Linked DNA regions of Homo sapiens: region 2 is linked to region 1. Evidence: chromatin loops called from intact Hi-C (ENCODE). Cell type or tissue: PC-3. All regions are shown on one strand. Each heading gives the region's core, and the rest is flanking DNA. Links, peaks and the distances in the headings are about the cores only.

Region 1 (6,363 bases), core at 1,831-4,330:
CATGTAATGATTTGCAATGATTTATTCTGTGGGTTGTGTTTTTACTTTCTTGATGGTGTCTCTTGACACATGTAACTTTATAATTTTGATGAAGTTCAGTTTATCTGTTTTTTCCTTTGTCACTTATGCTTTTGATGTTAAATCAAAGAAACTATTGCCTCTTCTGAGGTAACAAGGATTTACTCCAATGCTTTCTTCTAGTTTTTTAGTTTAGGCCTGTGATTCGTTTTGAGTTTATTTTTGTGTTATGGTGTGAGTTAGGCATTCAAATTTTTTACATATGGATATTTAACTTTCTCACCATCACTTGTTAAAGAGACTATTCTTTAGCCCATTGAATCGTCATGGCACCCTTGGTAAAAATCTGCCAAAAATCAATTGACCATAAATGTGAGGGTTTATTTCTGACTTCTCAATTCCATTGATCTATGTATCTGTCCTTATTATGGTTCTGCATTGTCTTCATTACTGTAGCTTTGTAGTAGGTTTTGAAATCCTACTTCTGTTTTCTTCTTTTATTTCAAGATTGTCTCGACTGTTCTGGGTCTCTTTTATACAAATTTTAGTTTCAGCTTGTCATTGTTTGCAAAATAGCCAGCTAGGATTTTGATAGGAATTGCAGTGACTGTGTAGATCAGTTATGGAAGTATTGACATCGTAATAATGTTAAATCTTCTGGTCCATGAACTTGGATGTCTTTCTATTGCCTGTCGTTATATGTACTTTTCTCTCTCTCATTTTAGAAAATATAAAAGAAAAGAATCATATGAGGCCATTAGAGAATACTGATTTTAAAAAAAAGTCATCAGTATTCCCTCCACTTTGACATAATTTTAAATGACATTTCCAGTTATTTTTTGAGGTTTTTCCCTTATACATAGAGATTCTTTTTAACAGAACCATAGTTGTACTGAATACGCATTTGATTTCTCTCAAGCCATCCTACCACTTCAGCCTCCCAATAGCTGGGACTACAGGCATGCACCACCACGCCTGGATAATTTTTGTATTTTTTGTAGAGATGGGGTTTCGCCATGTTGCCCAGGCTGGGCTCAACTATGAGCTCAAGCAATCCACCCACCTCAGTCTCCCAAAGTGCTGGGATTACAGGCATGAGCCACTGCACCCAGCCTTAAGTACTTTCTATGTTATCTTTTTTGCAACACTATTTCAAATACTACACTTGAGTAAATGTTCCATAATTTACCTAGCTATTCTACTGTAGTTTAAACATTTGTTTCAAATATTTTAAAACTTGGGGTTTTTTCCTCCCTGAATTTAGGGTCCCCCTTCCCATTAAAATAAGATTCCCAAAGGTGGAATTCTTGTGTTAATGACTATACCATTTCTTAAAATTTGTGATGAAAAGTATCTTGCTTTTAACTATGTACTTTTAGTGTGCCATTAATTATCCTTAGTATTAGAAGCCAAGTCACCAAAAAAGTTACATATTGACCAAATGTGAGTTGTAATAATAACAACGTTTAGCCACTATTGACTCCTAGCATAATTATTCTAAGGACCTACTTGGATTATCTCATTTAATTATGAAAACAACTGAAACTGAAGGTCAAGGAAGTTAGACTTGCTTAAAATCTCATAGCTATGAAGTTGTAGAACCAGAGTCTATAATTGAACCCTTGCAGTCTGATTCTAGAACACATGCTCAGAACCACTCTGCAGCACTGCCTTCTTTAGAACCTAACAGAGCAGGCTGGGTGCGGTGGCTCACGCCTGTAATCCCAGCACTTTGGGAGGCCGAGTGGGTGGATCACGAGGTCAGGAGATCGAGACCATCCTGGCTAACATGGTGAAACCCCGTCTCTACTAAAAATACAAAAAAAATTAGCCGGGCATGGTGGCACACGCCTGTAGTCCCAGCTACTCGGGAGGCTGAGGCAGGAGAATGGCGTGAACCCGGGAGGCGGAGCTTGCAGTGAGTGGAGATCACGCCACTGCACTCCAGCCTGAGCGACAGATCAAAACTCTGTCTCAAAAAAAAAAAAGAACCTAGCAGAGCAAGGCAAAAGTTCAGGTTAAGATCAGAGTAAGAGTTATGCCTAGATTACTCCATTTCTGGGTGATGCTAGGGTTACTCTGAAGAGCACTACGAAGCAACAACCTGACACGGGTTTTCAAAGGCTGGCACACTGACCATTCGACTCTCTAAGCCAGCTTCCAGCCACAGATTTGCTGCTTCTAATCACATTGCCATCTTGAAAATCATGTTCCCCTGCTTTCCCAAGCTTCTAATTGCCACGCCAACCTTTCATTGCTGTCCTGGGCTGCTTATCTTCACTTCTGGCCCTGGCTTGTAAACCCCCTCAGTTAACACATTAATTGGAAGGGTTTAAGTGCTAAGACATAGCCTCTTTTTCTCCTGCCCTACCTTTCCCAGCCGGCACCTGCTTCATTGCTTACCACTCTTTCCCTATGTTTTAGCCAGAGATCTCATAGCACTGTTGAAACCAATAGTCCTCAATCTTGGCTATGCATCATAGCTACTTGGGGAGCTTTTCAAGTCCGTGTATCCCCAGTGATTGATTCAATGGGACTGGACCTGTATTTTTACAAAGCTCCAAGGAGGTCTGTTATGTAGCGAGGATTGAGAACCTCTGGTTTAGGCATTATTGAGTGATAAAGTTGATTATCCTTATCCTAAAGAGAAGGAAACCCTACCTATTCTGCCTCAGTTGCTTGCTGCAGTCTCACAAGTCAGCAGGATAATTATAGAGTCAATTTTCTGATCCCTAGAACCTCACCTGTATCCTTGTCAGCAGTAATGAAACTTAACAAACATTGTTTAATAATTCCTTACTACGCACTATAGGGGCACTGGGCCTAAAGATGAGTAAACCATTATTAGCTGCCCTCGAGGCTCACAGTCTAGTCTAGGAGGCAGATTCAAAAACTATAGCACACAGCCATTAGCTGTGTAAACAAGGGGCTCTGAGAACCTACTTCCCCTGTGAGAGGAGAGCTCTGTGGGAGAAGAGGAAAGAAGTTGTGAATTCTTCACAGTGGAGTTAACATTGTCATCAGAGCCTTGAAACATGAGAAGAATTTCTGCCTGGCAAAGGAGGAGCTGACTTGGCAAGAAAACCACATGAACAAAGAAATGTGACAGTACACAGCTTGTTCAGGAAGCAACTAGTAGTGTCCTGTAACGTGATCCTAGAATAGCAAAGTACATGATAAGACTGAAAAGGCAGGCTGAGGCCAGATGGCAAACTCATATAGAAAGAAGCTGGCTGGGCACGGTGGCTCACGCCTGTAATCCCAATACTTTGGGAGGCCGAGGCAGGCGCATCACCTGAGGTCAGGAGTTCGGGACTAGTCTTGCCAACATGGCAAAACCCCATCTCTACTAAAAATACAAAATTAGCTAGGCATGGTGGCACACGCCTGTAATCCCAGCTACTCGGGAGGCTGAGGCAGGAGAATTGTTTGAATCCAGGAGGCAAAGGTTGCAGTGAGCCGAGATCATGCCACTGCACTCCAGCCTGGGCGACAAGACAAGACTCCGTCTCAAAAAACAAAGAAAGAAGCTGCAAACTGTTAGTAGACTCTGTATAATTCTTCGAAGGAACTGACTTTAGGAAGCATTTAGGGCAATAACTCAGTCTATGCTACCATGTCATCAAATCTCATATATTGCTTAAGGTCAATAAGGAGTTAGTCCACTTAAGTAGATGAAGTACTAAAGAAAATGGCATGCCATATTTAAATGTGTAGGCCCATATAATGGCATGCTATGCACCTGTTAAAAATAATGCAATGCATCTATGTGTACTTACATGAAGAGACGTAAAAATAAAAGAGCAAATGGCAGAACATGTACAGATATATATATAGTATAATCCATTTGTATTTTGGGGTTTTTTAAGGTCTGATACATATATACCTTTGTATGTGCTAAATAGGCACAGAGAAAATTGCGGAATGCACAAGAATGTAAAAGTGAAATGAAAAAGTTGAAAAGAGGATCCTGTTTCCACCCTCTTCCCCTCTGTACTGGTTGAATTTTTTTACCATTAACTTTCATACTGTTATAATGTAGTTACTGTTTAAAAAACATATACACACACTTAAATTTGACCCAGCATTTGCTAACCTTCAAAGCTAACAAAATTTCTTTGACCCCCATGGACCACTTCCTCTTTCACCATGACATCCTGAAGGAAGAGGAAATGCCCCAACTTTCCAACACATCAATTTCATACCAGCCTTATCAGTAAATACTCCAGTGTGTGCCATGCAAGTTTCAGAAACCTAGATACCTGGTTTGTCCCTGTCCCAGCTCTTCCTTCTTCCCCAATCCTGCCTTGTTAATCGGCATATTATAGGACTCATAAAATTTTAGGACTTTCTGCCCTAAATGTACACTTTGACCCACTTAAATGGAACAGATGACTGTGGCAGCTGTGCAGTGACTATTAACCTGCACCGAGGAGTGCAGCAAATGAAAACTTCCTTTTCTGCTGAAAAAAATAGCTGTTATCAAGCTCTAGAGCGTTAGTGTGAGAACCATAACCAGAGGTTTCATGAATAGGTCCCTGTTACTAAGTCCTTTTCATGGCATCTTATGACAAAATGGGGTTTTTCAGTAATTATCCTTATTAAAAGAGCAGTATCATTTTGGCTGGTTCTAAACATATGGTTGATGAGAAAAGTTTAGGCAAAAGTCAATTTGTAGAATTTCTCTCTCTCAAGGCAAGACTGCTTTAGGAGTGAAAAACACAGGGTAAAAAAAGGACAGGATAATTAACTGACTAAAGTGAGTACTTGCCAATCTTTATTTATGCTAAAAGAGAGATTGCATTTTTATATCAGCCCATCCTAAATTCAGCTGGATATAAATGCAATTAGGTAATTAAACTGAATTAAAAATTATAGTTAACAATTCAAAGGCTTTGTGACTGAGAATAAATAAATACCCTTGTTATTTGAAGACAGGAATGCTATTTCAGCAATCTAGAAAGCTCAGAAGGAAATTGAGAAAGTGTTGTCTGTGGTAGGGCCCGAGAGGGAAGAAGCATGAAGTTCATAAAAATTTGCCTGAAGTACTTGCCATTGTATGTAAACAAAGGGACAGGTACACATACAGAAGTCCTATTTACTAAGTTTGATTTGATTTACAGAGAGCAAGCACTGAGATTCTGAATGTTTTTTGCCTTGTGGAAAATAGTAGTCATTTGTAAAATAAAGTGGGAAGCCATGTGAGGCCTGATAACCTTAACAAATAATTGATTGAATGGCTTCTTGTGAAAAGAAAAACTATCTCCTTTAACAGATATAGAATCTGAGTCCAAAGAGATAAAGGGTTATGCCCAAGTCACATAGTAAGTGATTGTGCCAGGTTTTAGATCTGTGCATTCCTGTTTGAGAGCCCCTGTGCAGTGCCTTTCTGCCCTAGCATTGCTCAACAGTTTATATAAGAATGCTAATGGCAGCGTTAAATGTGTTGTAGAATACCTATACCTTAGAATACATTGTAGCTATTAAAAATGATAAATCTGTATTAATGTGGGAAATGTTCACAATATATTAAGAAGCAGGTTATTCCTAATTTTAAAATGGACAAAGGGCCTGAATAGACATTTCTCAAAAGAAGACATACAAATGCCCAACAGGTATATGAAAAACTGCTCAGCATCACCAATCATCAGGGAAATGTAAATCAAAACCACAATGAGATATCCCCTCACACCTGTTAGGATAGCTTTTATCAAAAAGACAAAATGTAACAAGTATTGGTAAGGATGTGGAGAAAAGGGAACCCTTGTACACTGGTGGGAATGTAAATTAGTATAGCCATTAAGGAAAACAGAATGGCAGTTTCTCAAAAAATTGAAAATAGAACTACCATATGATCCAGCAATTTCACTTTTGGGTATATATCAAAAAAAGTGATCGCAGTATGTGGAAGCGATACCTGCACTCCAATGTTCACTGCAGCACTATTCACGATAGCCAAGATATGGAATCACCTAAGTATTCATCAGATAAAGACAATATGATGTATATACACAATGGACTACTATTCAGCCTTGAAAAAGAAGAAAGTTAATGTCATTTGCAACAACAGGGATGAACCTGAAAGACATTATGCTAGGAGAAATAAGCCAGACAGAGAAAGACAAATACTGCATGATCTCACTTGTGGAATCTTAAAAAGTTGAACTCATAGGAGCAGAGAGTAGAATAACGTACTATGTACTTGAAAATTGCTGAGTAGATTTTAAATGTTCTTACCACAAAAATATATGAAGTGATGTTAGTTGGCTTGATTTAATCATTCTACAATGTATGCATGTATCAAAACATCACATTATAGCCTATATACACAATAAAAATAAATTT
Region 2 (6,363 bases), core at 2,288-4,787, 140 kb after region 1:
CATAAGGTGAGGCCGTTTCCCTTCCCCACTTCCTCTCTCCATGCCCTTTCCTCACTCACTGATGGCCTCTTCTCCTCTGGTAGCCCCCGAAGCCTTTTTTTCTCCCTATCAGAGCAAGAAAGGCTCTTAGGATGGTTGTTTGCACGCCCAAGTTGACAGACTGCCCTTCATGGCAATGATTCCTGTTACTATTACTTCACCCAGACATTGAATGTCAGGGTTTTTTCTAGAAGGCTGTCAGTAGAAGTTGGCAGTTAAGAGTGGGTAGTTTAGAACCAGATCAAAGCCAGGCTGGGATCTGGCCCTGACAGTTACTATCTGCGTGCCTTGGGATAAGAACTTAACCTTGCCAAGCCTCGGTTTTCCTCTCTGTAAAGAAAAGCTCATACTGAAATTATTGCATGCCAGCTCTCAGCATTGCCTGTCACATGACAAATGTTAGTTATGATTATTTGTTAGCTAATTGACACACAGAAGGCTTTATTCTACTAAAGGCCTACAGCTAGCAAGTGGAGATAATTTTTTATTCAAATTTTTTATTATAAAAAATTTCAAATGCATAGAAAAGGTGAAATAATAGTACAGTTGACACTGAAATCCCTCTTCTAGATTCTACAGTTGTATACATTTTACCAAATATATGTTTTTTCCTAAACTATTTCAATGTAAGATACAGACATCATCCCTAAATACTTCAGCACACATCTCTTTAAAATAAGGACATCCTCTGACATACTCACAGTAACCTTTTTTACACTTAAGAAAATTAATGATAATTACCTAATATCCCCTGGTTCCCAATTCCCAAATCATATAACATTTTCCAAAATGTTTCCCAATATGTCTTCTAACAGATGTTTGTGTGTGTGTGTGTTTTAAAAAATTTCAGTAGCTTTTGGGGTACAAATGTTTTTGGTTACGTGGATGAACCGCAGAGTGGTGACGTCTGACATTTTCATGCACCCATCACCCAAGTAGTGTACATTGTACCCAATATGTAGTTTTTTATCCCATACCCCTCTCTCATCCTCCCTCTTCTGATTCTCCAAAGTCAATGGACTTTGGATGTTTTTTTTTCAAACAAGATCCAATCAAAACTCTTACATTGCATTTGGTTGTCATGTCTCTATTTTCTTTTATTCTAGAGCGGTAGGTGTGGGGAAATTTTGAGAACAATATTGTTGCTGAAATCAACTATTGGCTGCCAGGTGGAAATGGCTGCTGCCTCCACTGAGGCACACTGGGCCCCGCCACATTTATTAGCACAAGCCCTGTGATATGGTTGCATAGCTTGCTTTGCTGAACTTGTTGGTTACTAGCTACTGCTTAATGACTGGACATTAGAGACTCTTCTGTTGTTTTTATATTCCCACCACCTCCACAGCACCTAACACACAGGTGGTCAGTAAAAGTGGATGGAAGGAAAGGAGGCAGGGAGGAAGAAGGAAGAAAAAGGAGAGTGGGAAAGAGGCAGGCACGGGCAGGCCCCCCTGCCTCCATGCCAGGTGGGTACCTGGAGAGTGACACTGTGCCCTCCTGGGAAGCACCCACACTCCTTTGATTGGGGGAAAACGATTCCATGTGGCATGTGCCTTTTGTCCAAATATGCCTTCTTCCTTCGCATTCTCCTTTCCCTCTTTCCCATCCTCCTTACCTGAGCACTAGTTGGGATCCCTCAGACCTTCTGCTATCTTTAACTTAGTCTTTCCCTCTCTTCCCATATACAAGATTAACATTTGACATTATTTTAAAAATAATCTGTAATAGATTATCTTTTCCTACAATCACACTCATTTTCCCAATTCCCTGGGAGATAATTCCCACAAAATTTGTGGTCAGTAATTAAATTCCTGACCACAATGAATCATGAGGAATATATACTGTGTTCAGAGGGATGGCGTGGTATCCGTAAGGGAGCATCTGCTGAAGGGAGAGAGAGGACACATGGGGGTTAGCCCACAAAGCCAAGGGGAGCTGTCCTCCAAACACAACCAACAGAGTTTAGCTCAGGCTTCAGGATCAAACTATTGCTTCTATTCTGTGTGGAGAGAACAATGACTGAATTGGCTGGAATAGAACAAAGTTGTTAAAGTGAACTTTCTCCACACCTCATCTCTAATCCCTAAAATTTTGACTTAAACAAAATTTTGAGTTAAGCAAATTTGAATTAAAAATTTTGAGCAGATACAGGGAATGAATGCAAGAAGCTCTTGATTATCTTCATGGTGGACTGGCTCATTTTCATTCCGGGCTGACCTCGTTGATATGTTCTCTACCACTTCTCCTTGCTGAGAAGTAGTTGGCGTCTATTCAAAGTACACAGGCCATTTAATTATTAATCGGAGCAAAACATTATTAGGGAAGTTAAACTGTTGAGTAGGTGTGTGTGTGTAAACATGTGGATACTTTCTTGATTATCTAGCTGTTTTGTTTTGCCTTTTGCCTTTCTGGGTTCCTGCCCCTCTCCATTTGTGGTGATACCTGTAAGGTGATTATGCCACTGAATTCCTAAGAGCTTTTTGGTCCCTCTCTCATTCTCCTTGGATGTGTGTGGAAATGTTTGTCAGCAGGGGCGGACCGGGGAGGGTTCATGTACACAAGAAGTGACTGACCTTGGCCGCTGAGTGGAGTGTGTATTTGTGACGAGGAAAGGGTTCAGTGTTTGTGTTTGGTGATGGTTTTATGTCCTGCTGTCATTAGAGAGGACTTTATAGGGGTTTCTGATGACCTAGGGCTCCAGGAATCATCATGATTATTTAGACAATGATTTTAATGGGCCCATATAAACTTATTCTGTTTTTATACTAGTAACAGAGAAGAAGATGTTGGAAGATTAAATATAGAGAAGGATGGGCTTTAGCGTCACTGTTCAGGGACATTGGGAATTATTCTACAGAATTCGATCCAGCCTATTCTCATTATTTCCTTCTTCTTATGACTTTCATTCTTTCCTTACCTTCCTCCTTTTCCCTTTCTTCTTCTTCTTTTTTTTTTTTTTGAAACGGAGTCTCTCTCTGCCGCCCAGGCTGGAGTGCAGTGGTGCAATCTCAGCTCACTGCAAGCTCTGCCTCCCAGGTTCACGGCATTCTCCTGCCTCAGCCTCCCAACTGGCTGGGACTACAGGCGCCCGCCACCATGTCCAGCTATTTTTTTGTATTTTTAGTAGAGACAGGGTTTCACTGCCTTAGCCAGGATGGTCTCGATCTCCTGACCTTGTGATCCACCTATCTCGGCCTCCCAAAGTGCTGGGATTACAGGCGTGAGCCACTGCGCCCGCCCTCTTCTTTTTTTCTTCCTTGCTTTCTTTCTTTTCCCTCCTCCCTTCCTCTCCCCACCTTTATTTATTTCTTTCAACATGTACTGCCTGCTTACTATATATTAGTCACAGTCTAAATGCTGGAGATGCAGAGATGAATAACACATGGCCCCAGCCCTCCTGGAACTCAGTTTAGCGTGGGAGGCAGATGGAGGCACAGATCATTCCAGTACAGTGGTTAACGATAGAGATAAGTACAGGGTGAGCTCAATGTAGGGGTCCCTAATCCAGCTTGGCTTGGGAGAGAAGGCAGGAAGCTTCCTGGAAGAGATGATGGCAGATTGATTGGGAGTGGCTGAAAAAGGAGCAGGGCTCAAGGCCTTTACCTGGCAGGCCAGGTCATTCACATGGTTTATGAGCACTGGATAAAGGGAATGGGATGAAGGGCTTTGGGGGTATGGGTCTTCCATGAGATATGACACCAGATTTTGATGTCACTGCATATGGTTAGGACCACAGGGGCAGGGCAGAAATGATGTCTACTACTGTGGGACAGTACTAGTGACTTACCTCTGAAATCTGGGGACATTCCAAGGTATCTGCTCAGATGGTTGATCCTGGGGAATCCTGGAAGAAATGAAAGCTGAAATGAAAGATCACTCTTGAAGGCCAGTACATGACATATATGTACTCAGGGGTGAAGAGTCATGTAAGGGGAAATGGGCAGTGGGTAGTCAAGGTGTGAATGAAGATCACTGCTCAATAGAGTGGGGCGGTGAGGCTTGGGGAGGTGGAGGAGGACTCTTGGCTTCTCTAAAAAAAAAAAAAAGGCCTAACTTGTGCTGCAAGTTTTACTGGATGCCCAGGACTCTGGAGGAGTTTTTGCGCCAGTAGACAGGCAAGTGGCCACAACAGTTCTTATGCCCCACAAGGGCAGAGCCTTACATTGGCAGCTCCCTGAGTTACTTGAAGCAGGAGACCTTTTGTAACCTCAAGAAGACAAGAGGAATTCTGTTGAGGGAAGCTTAATCCCTGCTCCTTGGAGATCTCGGCATGATAGTAGAAAGAGCACATATGAGCTAGGAAAACATAAGTATCACATCTGATGATACCAACTGCAACAATAGTAATAGCCACTGTGTATCTAGTCTCTACCCTGTGGCAGGGCTTTTCATGTATTACTTAACCCTCATAACTACATAATAATATATAATGATAGAAGGTACTGTCATTCCCTCCATTTTATAGATGGGGAAATCAAAGTTTGGAAAGGTCACAGGTAGGAAGTCATAGAGTCACATTTGAACCCAGGTCATTCTAACTCTAGAGCCTCTGATCTCAACTGCTGTCCTTACTGTGAATAAATATTCAGTGCAGCTTCTCTTTGACTTGACCATAGGACCACAGCCCACCTGAAATGGTAGAATAGAGAGACCCTAGAGACTGATGAACTGCATTTCTACAGCACTACTAGTTATTATGAAGATGGATAATCTAAAATTTTCTATTTCTCTAACATGTAGTCTTAGGGCACTCAATATTAGTATTAGCCAAGAACATATGATTTGAGGGGAAAAATATGGATTAGAAAACAATCGCTCTGAAGTCTACTACTTTGGTAGTTGTTATGGAATGAATGTTTGTGTCCCTCCAAAGTTCATAAGTTCAAGTCCTAATCCCCAACCTGGTGGTACTATTAATAGATGAGGTCCTGAGGGCAGAGCCCCATGATTGGATTAGTGCCCTTATAAGAACAGGAAGACAGACAGACTAGAGCTTTCTTTCTTGCTCTCTCTCCATGGGTACACACCAAGGAAAGTCCATGCAAGGACATAGCAAGAAGGCAGCCATCTGCAAGCCAGGAAGAGAGCCCTCACCAAGAATCACATCTGCTGGTACTTTGATCTTGGACTGTAAGACACCTCCAGAACTGTGAGAAAATTGACATCCGTTGTTTGAGCCACCCAGTCTATGGTATTGTGTTACAGCAGCCAGAGTTGACTAAGGCAGTAGTAGTTAATATCAGCAGCTGGGTGAACACACTCTCTGTGTGTGTGTCTGTGAACTAGATCCTCTTAGTCAAAAGGGTTGTTGACTGTGTCTTGAGACCCCTCACTCTCTATATTAGTTTTGGGTGTTCTTTTTCTCATTGGTATTTATGAATAATTTATGCAAAAATGAGTTTTTAAAAACCTTCGGAAAAAAATATATTAGTTGGTTTATGATTCTTCAACAGATCAGAAATTGGGCACTCCCTGTCACCTGTGGCCCCCAGGGAGGCATGCAGATAGCTTTTACAAGTGAGAGGAGAGCTAGGATCTGCAGAGACCACTGGACTGCCTGCCTCCCTCCTTGCTCTGGGAGTCCTCCATGGTTCTGAGGGAGGCACAGATAATCTCTACAAGCTGTCTGGGCTCCCAGGTATTTGCTACAGAAGGTCTCGTGTGTTCAGAGGACCTAAAGCTACGGTACCCTTGAGGATGAGGAGAAAGGTGTACTTTCTCCCCTGTACAGAAGGCATGTGGAGAGCTGTGGCTTGGGAGGAGAATACCAGTGTGCCTCCCACTTCCTTAGCAGCCGGGCCTCCCTCCCCAGAGGGGCTGCACCACTTCTCAACTAGTGGCAGCTCATGAAATCCTCAAGTAGGAAGTGTATTAGTCAGGGTTCTCTAGAGGGACAGAACTAATAGGATGGATTTATATATAAAGGGGAATTTATTAAGAGGATTGACTCACACGATCACAAGATGAGGTCCCATAATAGGCTGGCTGCAAGCTGAGGAGCAAGGAGCAAGTCTGAGTCCCCAAGCTGAATAACCTGGAGTCTGATATTTGAGGGCAGGAAGCAACCAGCATGGGAGGAAGATGTAGGCTGGGAGGCTAAACCAGTCTAGTCTTTTCACGTTCTTCTGCCTGCTTTTATTCTGGCCGCACTGGCAGCTGATTAGACTGTGCCAACCCAGACTGAGGGTGGGTCTGCCTTTCCCAGTCCACTGACTCAAATGTTAATCTCCTTTGGCAACACCCTCACAGACACACCCAGGAACAACACTTTGCATCCTTCAATCCAATCAAGTTGGCACTCAATATTAACCATCACAGGAGGAA

What was found. A loop is a pair of places that touch in the nucleus more often than their neighbours do. Peaks named below come from ENCODE experiments on the same cell type or tissue, not always from the same donor. Only the 100,000 strongest peaks of a DNase experiment are listed, where the experiment ranks them.
Region 2: it touches region 1 in a loop (2.5-fold over the local background); 11 of 110 quality-filtered maps call a loop at or near these places.

The regions. Positions count from the first base shown.
Region 1 is chr1:212,085,556-212,091,918 of GRCh38, forward strand. The region is part of intron 13 of DTL (denticleless E3 ubiquitin protein ligase adapter); the gene reads left to right. Among named protein-coding and RNA genes, the nearest start is that of MIR3122, 11 kb to the left of the region's middle. In PC-3, for the core only: no CTCF peak of the experiment used is centred there; a DNase peak (open chromatin) is centred at 3,096; H3K27ac peaks cover 1,337 bases.
Region 2 is chr1:212,226,377-212,232,739 of GRCh38, forward strand. It overlaps LINC02608 (long intergenic non-protein coding RNA 2608), which reads right to left. Exons shown (of 4, transcript NR_125984.1): 3 at 3,827-3,883. Among named protein-coding and RNA genes, the nearest start is that of LINC02608, 55 kb to the right of the region's middle. In PC-3, for the core only: no CTCF peak of the experiment used is centred there; a DNase peak (open chromatin) is centred at 3,415; H3K27me3 peaks cover 111 bases.